Linked DNA regions of Mus musculus: region 2 is linked to region 1. A link is a contact called in ENCODE Hi-C or POLR2A ChIA-PET data. All regions are on one chromosome and are shown on one strand. The core of a region is the stretch at or near the end of the contact, and the rest is flanking DNA. Distances in the headings are between cores, read along the strand shown.

Region 1 (3,587 bases), core at 617-3,116:
CACACTCCACTTCGCCTGCCAACCTGCAAAACTAGTCTTCTCAACTAACCACTGGGCTTATCATTTTGACAAACCCAATCAATGACTGGTTCTCGGTCCTCACCTTCCTTGACCTCCTGGAAGTAGATGACACACTTGGACGACACCTTCTCCCTGAAATACTTCCTTTGAGCAGTTGGCAGAACACTTTTCAGTTTCCTTCCACCCCACACTGGTTACCAAGCCTTCTCTGTAACACAAGCTCCCTTCCCCCACCTTTTAAGGTCAGCCAGCTTTTCCACTGGGTCACTGTTATTTTCTTAGTCCCCTGTTCACTTCCTTGGCGAGTTAATCATTTAATGTCATGCTATTCTCAGGGACTTCAACCTTAACTACTTCAAAACTATAACCAAGTTTAACTTTTCCCCCAAACTTGAGTCTTCACAACCACTGTCAGTTCACTTGGGAGGAAGACCATTCATGTTCCTTGAGTCAAAAATTTGTCAGACACAAGCAACCCTAAGCTACACCCAAGCTATCATTAAATCCTGGTGGTTCTTATAAATCCATTCCAGGCAAATGCTCTCTTACCCCTTCCACCAATAGGTCACAGCCATCTCTTGCCTGAGAGAGATGTGCCTTCCGTATTCTACTCTCCACAGGGCAGCAGAGAGGATCGGGTTTGAAATGTCAATCAGTAAGTGCAACCACTGACCCTTTCCTACACAAAGTCATGAATCATTTGGCCCCCCATTTGCATTTCCACTTCAGTCAAACAGGTCCCTATGACCAACTGAAAACATGTCACAACAAACTTCCACCCCAGTTCTTTCATAACGAGCAAAAGGCACTTCTGGTTGATTTAAAGGAACGCGACTCTTTTGAATAAGACACCATGTAATATTCCCTCACCTACTTCTCAAGGTCTAGAAGAAAAGTGTAATATTTTCTTCCCTCTTCATAGATTACAAACGTGAGATTTGAGATTACCTGGTAAACATATGATAGAATTGGAATTAAAAAACTCAGATTACTCTTCACCGGAACATAAGCTGTCTGAATGGATAGGAATGGTCCACGGTGACTCTACATGGCTAAAGGTACATGCTGGGAGTTAGGGAAGAACATGGGAAACAGTCTGAGGAAAAGAACCAGAGGAGGAATGTTACCTGTGCCAAGAATGTGAAGTTTCAGGGAAAAGGGAAGTGTCAAATGGAAGGAACTTAGATACCTCTAAATCGAAGAACAAAGCACTTAACTCACAGTAACTATACAGGTAGTACATAACACCACCGATCTTGACTTAAAAAATAAACAAACAAACACCCTATCTTTTCCTGGCAATAAGGCTGACTAGGAATGTTCCATTAGCTATTGCCACTTGCCTGGGATAAGGTGTGACACCAGGCTGGCAGTAGACTTACAGCAAGCACCCCATCTTCACACTTAGTTTTTCCGCAGGACCAATTTGGACGAAGTTTGTGTGCAGTGAGAGTTGGGTAAGGGAAGGGTTGGCCTTAAACTTTTAAACTTCAGAAGGCAAAGAAAATAGCAATTATCTTCTTCCCTATTCCCTCTGGACCTTTGTGACTGATAGTCCAGACAGTCTCTGGGAAAGTCCAGAGGGGACTGCGGCAGAGGGTGGCTCCTGGCCTCGCCCTCCCTCTTGTAGCAGCAACTTTCCATTTATGCCCGTCCTTTTCGTTCCAGTTGTGACAGATTCGGTCCCCACATCTCCCCCGTGCCCTTCTCCCCGACCCATCCCGAGATTTACTTCGAAGCCCCAAACCCCTCCTCACCACGGCTCCGGCCACGGCGTGTACCAGACTTTCGTAGGACAGCACAGAGGCCATGGTGCCACACTTTTCACTCAGGCGCCTCAGAGTGTGCGGGTTCGTGAAAGGACCGTCTCAAGCCCCACCTCTCAGAAGTCTCCCCCGCCTCCACCAGAACGACTGCTTCCGGGTCACAGACTGCCCTGGTTCGCTGGGGAGAACAGCCGGGGAGGCGAGTGTGAAATGCCCAGGAACGCCCCTGAACATCGATTGGTCCGGATCGGTCAAGGGGCGGAGCAATGCTCAGTGGCTATGGAAGGATCTGTGTTCTGAGCACCCCCTGCAAAGGTTCCTAGCCCCTCAGTCTGTCAGTGTGCTTGCACACTAAATTGGTTAGTCAAGCCCATAAAACGGGAGGACATAAAAGTCCTTAATGACTCCTGCACCCCAGTTCCTTGCAAAATATATGTTGGCAGGCTCAGTTGTTAGTGCTTGCTTAGCATGACTACCAGCAAACCATAAACACCAGTAAACACAGTACTCAGGAAGTGGAAAGAGGATCTGGGGACTGAAGAGTTGGCTCAGTTAAGAACAAGTACTGCTTTTGCAGAGGATCCTCGTTTAGGTCCCAGTATCCCAAGCAAGTATAGTTCCAGGGGGTCTGACCTTCTCGGGTTTCCGCGCACACTAAGACATACACACACACACACACACACACACACACGACTAAATAATTTTGTTAAAAGAATTTAGTACAGAGTCACCCTCAGCTACAGAGAGAATTTGAGATTAACCTGGGCTGAGACTCGTCTCAAAACAAAAGCCAAAACAGACCTAAACCCTAAAACGTAGCCTGTAATCCCAGTACCATGGATGCTGAGAAGTGGAGTTGGCTAGCCAGAACTATAGAAACAGCGTCAAAACAAAAGCAACCCTCCAGGATAAGCTGATAGCCATAGATAAGGGGGTGGGTCAATATCTCCAACCTTCGTTTCTCCATTCAGCCATCCCAACACCCGCTGCGAGATATAGAATCAAGGCTCTGAGGCCCGGTAGTTAAACCTCTAGCATAGTTTGTTTAAACTGACAATTTGGGGCTGTATAGATATAGCTCAGCAGCTAAGAACGCTTGCTCTTCAGTTGCTATCACACAACCCTCTATGTCCCTCGGGACAGACGCCACAGCTTTCTGTCCTCTGAAAGAATCCAGGACTGCTTACATAAATGCACTCATGCACATAAAGGTAAATCTAAAAGCAAAGTCAGTATTTTACCCTTCCACTGTGATAGTCTTAAGGTTTCTATTCCTGCACAAAACATCATGACCAAGAAGCAAGTTGGGGAGAAAAGGGTTTTATTCAGTTTACATTTCCACATTGCTGTTCACCACCAAAGGAAGTCAGGACTGGAACTCAAGCAGGTCAGGAAGCAGGAGCTGATGCAGAGGTCATGGAGGGATGTTTCTTACTGGCTTGCTCAGCTTGCTTTCTTATAGAACCCAGGACTACCAGCCCAGAGATGGCACCACCCACAAGGGGCCCTCCCACCCTTGATCACTAATTGAGAAAATGCCTTACAGCTGGACCTCATGGGGGCATTTCCTCAAGGGAGGCTCCTTTCTCTGTGATAACTCCAGCTGTGTCAAGTTGAACACAAAACCAGTCAGTACACACGTTTCACAGAACTGTTCAAACTTTCCAAACTTGACACTGCTGTGTCTGCTTTCCTCTTCATCCATGAGCTATATTCTTATTTTAAAATGTGTCTGCCAAACCTGGGTGGGTGCTTGGGAACTGACTACAGGCAAGATGTGCTCTTGACACTGAAGCATCT
Region 2 (3,587 bases), core at 669-3,168, 39 kb after region 1:
TCCCAATAGTTGACAGAGACAGGGGCAATCTCTGTGAACCTGAGGCCAGTCAGGGCTACATAGCAAGTTCTCAACCAGCAAAAAAAAAAAAAAAAAAAAAAAAAATTTAAAAAAAAAAAAACAAACTTACACATTATTTATTAGCTCCTTCCCTTAATCTATCTGGACTTGCAATCACCTGGCCAGAAAACAACCTCTCAGAAAGGCTGATTTACCAGAAGATATGCAAAAAGCTTGGAATAATTATCTTTAAAGAAGTAAAGTGCTTATACAGTCCCTGAGTCCTTCACTCCACACAGTTGCTTTCAGACCTTCATGGCTCAGCCTGCTTGTTTTTTCTAAGTTCTAATTGAAAAATATATAAAACTTTACTTTTCCCCATCTCTTTTTTTTTTATATTAACCAAAGACCCTAAACATGCACTTTCTCTGAAGACCGACCCTCCCCCATTTCTACAAGTGCTGGTGAGCTTCCATTGCTGACCCTAATTCAGAAAGCATGACTTAACATCCTCCCTCCCCTTGGCAGCTGTAGAGATTTAGTTTGTTTGTACTGTTGCGTTTTTCACCCTCAAATTCTAATGGTGCCTAAGCTTTCTTCTAATTCTGTCTTTAAAATCTTTTATCAACGAGACTAAAACAACAAAAAGGAGAAACCAATTCCCCAGTAATACTGTTTCCCAGCAGCTGGCACAACAATCATAGTACGCAGGCGAAATACTCTCCAGTTAGTCCTGCAAGCACACTGGTCTTTGAAGGAAAAAAAAAAATTCCTAAAGTAGCTGAAGTGACAGCGCTACAACTAACGTGGGTATAAATAATTCCCAACAAAATTCCATGCAATTAAAATCGTTGTAAGGCCAAGTACAGATAACTGAAGTTATAGAATAAATAAGTTACCACTATTAATATTTTAAACGACACATGGGTCAATGCGACTTAAACAAGACGCCAGGTTCAAGAAAAACAATCCCTTAGTAAAAGCTTTGTCTTCGTTCGCGCATTATTTCCACTGCTCAAATATTCACAACCCAAACACACCCCCATAAAGACTTAACTGCGGGGGGTGGGGGGGAACCAACTCTAACCTCTGCTTTTCCACCCCTAAGTTGCCCAACGCTCCAGATCCCTCCGAGAACCTCTCGAAGCCACTAAGAGCCACGAAGGGGCCTAGAACCGCTCCCCTCCTCCCTACGCCAGCTCGGGGCCCACTCCCCAACCCCCAACTTTCCGTCCCCAACGGTCCACGGGGCCCAGGGCTCTCACCTCTCCACCCACTCCCTCAGGAAGCGCATTTCCTCGGTGTGCAGGACGCTCGGGTCCTGCCTACACATCTTCACGAAGGCCCGAAGCTCGCTCACTTTGCGGGGATCCATGGTGGGAGGCTGGAAGCTGAAGGCGGTGGGCGGCTGCGGAGGCACGATGCCAGGCCCGGGAGCGGCTCAACGTGACCAAGTGGAAGGGGGCGGCTGCCGCGAGGCAGAACAGACTAGAACCTCCCCGGCCGCTGGCTCCTCCCCCCCAACGGCCTCGTGACCCCGGGCCTTCGCTCGCTCATTCCCACTCCTACCTCTGGACCTGTGCTCCGCCTAGAACCTTCTAGAAGTGTAGCTGCCCGTGACAATGCCTGCTTCGATCGGCGAACAGTCTCACTCGGATTCTTTCCTCTGACCTAATTCCCCGGGATGGATGAAGGACCTTGTGTCTGTGCGCTTTCAAGCGGGACATAGGGAGACATTTGGAATAAGATATTTCTTCTGTGAAGATGGGCATTAAGCAGAACGAGACGCCGCATGGAGGAGGGGGGAAAATAAATAAATGCCCGTGGGGCCGGCGCGCCCAAAACCTAGCCGAGTGACGTCACTGCTCTGCGCCGCCCCGGGAAGAAAGCCCGCGAGCCGCGCCTGCCGGAAGGGGCCGAGCAGTTGACTGGTTTCCTGGCGACGCGGCTGTGCTAGTGGCTTTCCCCAGAGTTTGTACTTTTCCTGACCAGTGGTTACAGGCCATGCCGTCTCTGCTCTCAACCCCCAAGCTGGCTCCCGTTCTAGCAAGGCTCCGCGGCCTCTCAGGTTAGAGTCTTTCCTGCCGGCGTCCCCTTCAGGTTCTTCCTTTGGAGAAAGCCTAAAGCAGCCCAAAGAGCTACAAGTTGATGATCCGTGGTTCTTCACCAATCGGCACCTGATCCCCCCTCACCACCCACGGATTTTTCTTTTGATCGATTGCTCTGGGAAAGAGTGGGCTTTAGGTTCTGTTATTCTGGGAAAGCTGGAGTGACTGAAGAGGAGGGAACTCCAAGGGATTGTCTTCAAAGTTACTCGAATTCTAAATTGGTAGCTTTTATCATCACACTTGACTAAATTGTTTAATGTCAAGTAGCGTGTGTGTGTGTGTTAGGTCAGGGTAAATCTTTCGCCTTTTCATAGGTTTCATCGGAGAGCTAGCTCAAAAGATAGAGCCGGGCTGTGGTGGCGCACGCCTTTAATCCCAGCACTTGGGAGGCAGAGGCAGGCGGATTTCTGAGTTCGAGGCCAGCCTGATCCAAATACAGAGTGAGTTCCAGGACAGCCAGGACTATACAGAGAAACCCTGTCTCGAAAAGAGAGAGAGAGAGAGAGAGAGAGAGAGAAAGAGAGAGAAGAAACACGTCTAGAAACAAATGCTTTGTGCAATTCAGTTTGTAAAGAACTAAGCGAGGGACGTGCCTAAGTCTTACATAAACAGTCAAGGTGATAGAGCACGGAGAATGTGAACCCTCCGTGTACAATATGGTGAGCAATTAACCTAACATAAAATTTTATACTGGAGAGTGAGTCACCTACTTTGTAAGGAGACCTAATGTTGGATTATACTTCAGACGAGGTGTGCAAAATCTGAACCAGAAAATAGGGTATTTGACATTAAAATTGATCTTGATATTTGCATGTGATACTTGGATTCGCTATTTAAAACTGCACCATTGCACGGAGCCTATTCTGTAATCCTGGTAGTTAAGATGTGCCTTTAACGGAAATGAATGAAAATGTGGCAGGCCACAGACTGTGACTAGACTAGAACCAGCTTTTTGTTTCGGATCGTTGACTTTCTTGTAGCTTCGTGTAAATCCTGACTTGATCCAGCTTTAGGACTAAAACACATTAAAAAAATCTAGTAAATATATTATAGTTTGTTTCTGAGGAAAAGTAAGTTCAGCATCTTGTTATATTACCACTAAATGGTTTGCGGTTTTTTTAGCTTCAATGAAGGAGTGACATTGAATCTTTACCACTGAGGGACTGAGGGACTGAAACACAGTTAAGCCAGATGTTTGTTATGTGATTGTGTCCAGTCTTTTATACCAATTCTTTGTCTTAATTCTGCTCGGTAGAATCCTTTTGCAACTTCTCATTTCATGAGCCGGAAAGTGCAGTTTCACCCAGGAACTTTTTGAGTTAGCTATTGAGGGTGCATCTCTACTTCACCCCAGTTGCTTACAGTCAAAGGGGAGGCAGACAAGCCACCAATGACATTACAGCTGAGTGGTTATAGTCTCAATCCAGCTGATAAGAGAACACAGCAAAGAAGAGAGGAATGCATTTTTTTTTAATTTTT

The links. Hi-C counts contacts between places; a loop is a spot of excess contacts on that map. ChIA-PET counts read pairs that join two places held with the same protein, here RNA polymerase II (POLR2A).
Region 2: a map of heart shows a loop between it and region 1 (4-fold over the local background). The contact joins the promoter of Xpnpep3 here to the promoter of Slc25a17 in region 1. A Hi-C loop is called at or near these places in 8 of 37 maps with a recorded cell type or tissue (T-helper 2 cell, adrenal gland, gastrocnemius and 3 more). POLR2A ChIA-PET finds 5 or more read pairs at or near these places in 4 of 5 experiments (Patski and embryonic stem cell).

What each region holds. Positions count from the first base shown.
Region 1 is chr15:81,358,899-81,362,485 of GRCm38, forward strand. It overlaps Slc25a17 (solute carrier family 25 (mitochondrial carrier, peroxisomal membrane protein), member 17), which reads right to left and starts at 1,867. Exons shown (of 9, transcript NM_011399.3): 1 at 1,779-1,867. The coding sequence starts at 1,832.
Region 2 is chr15:81,398,220-81,401,806 of GRCm38, forward strand. Xpnpep3 (X-prolyl aminopeptidase 3, mitochondrial) reads left to right here and starts at 1,919. Exons shown (of 10, transcript NM_001347075.1): 1 at 1,919-2,068. The coding sequence starts at 2,005. It overlaps St13 (suppression of tumorigenicity 13), which reads right to left and starts at 1,475. Exons shown (of 12, transcript NM_133726.2): 1 at 1,266-1,475. The coding sequence starts at 1,375.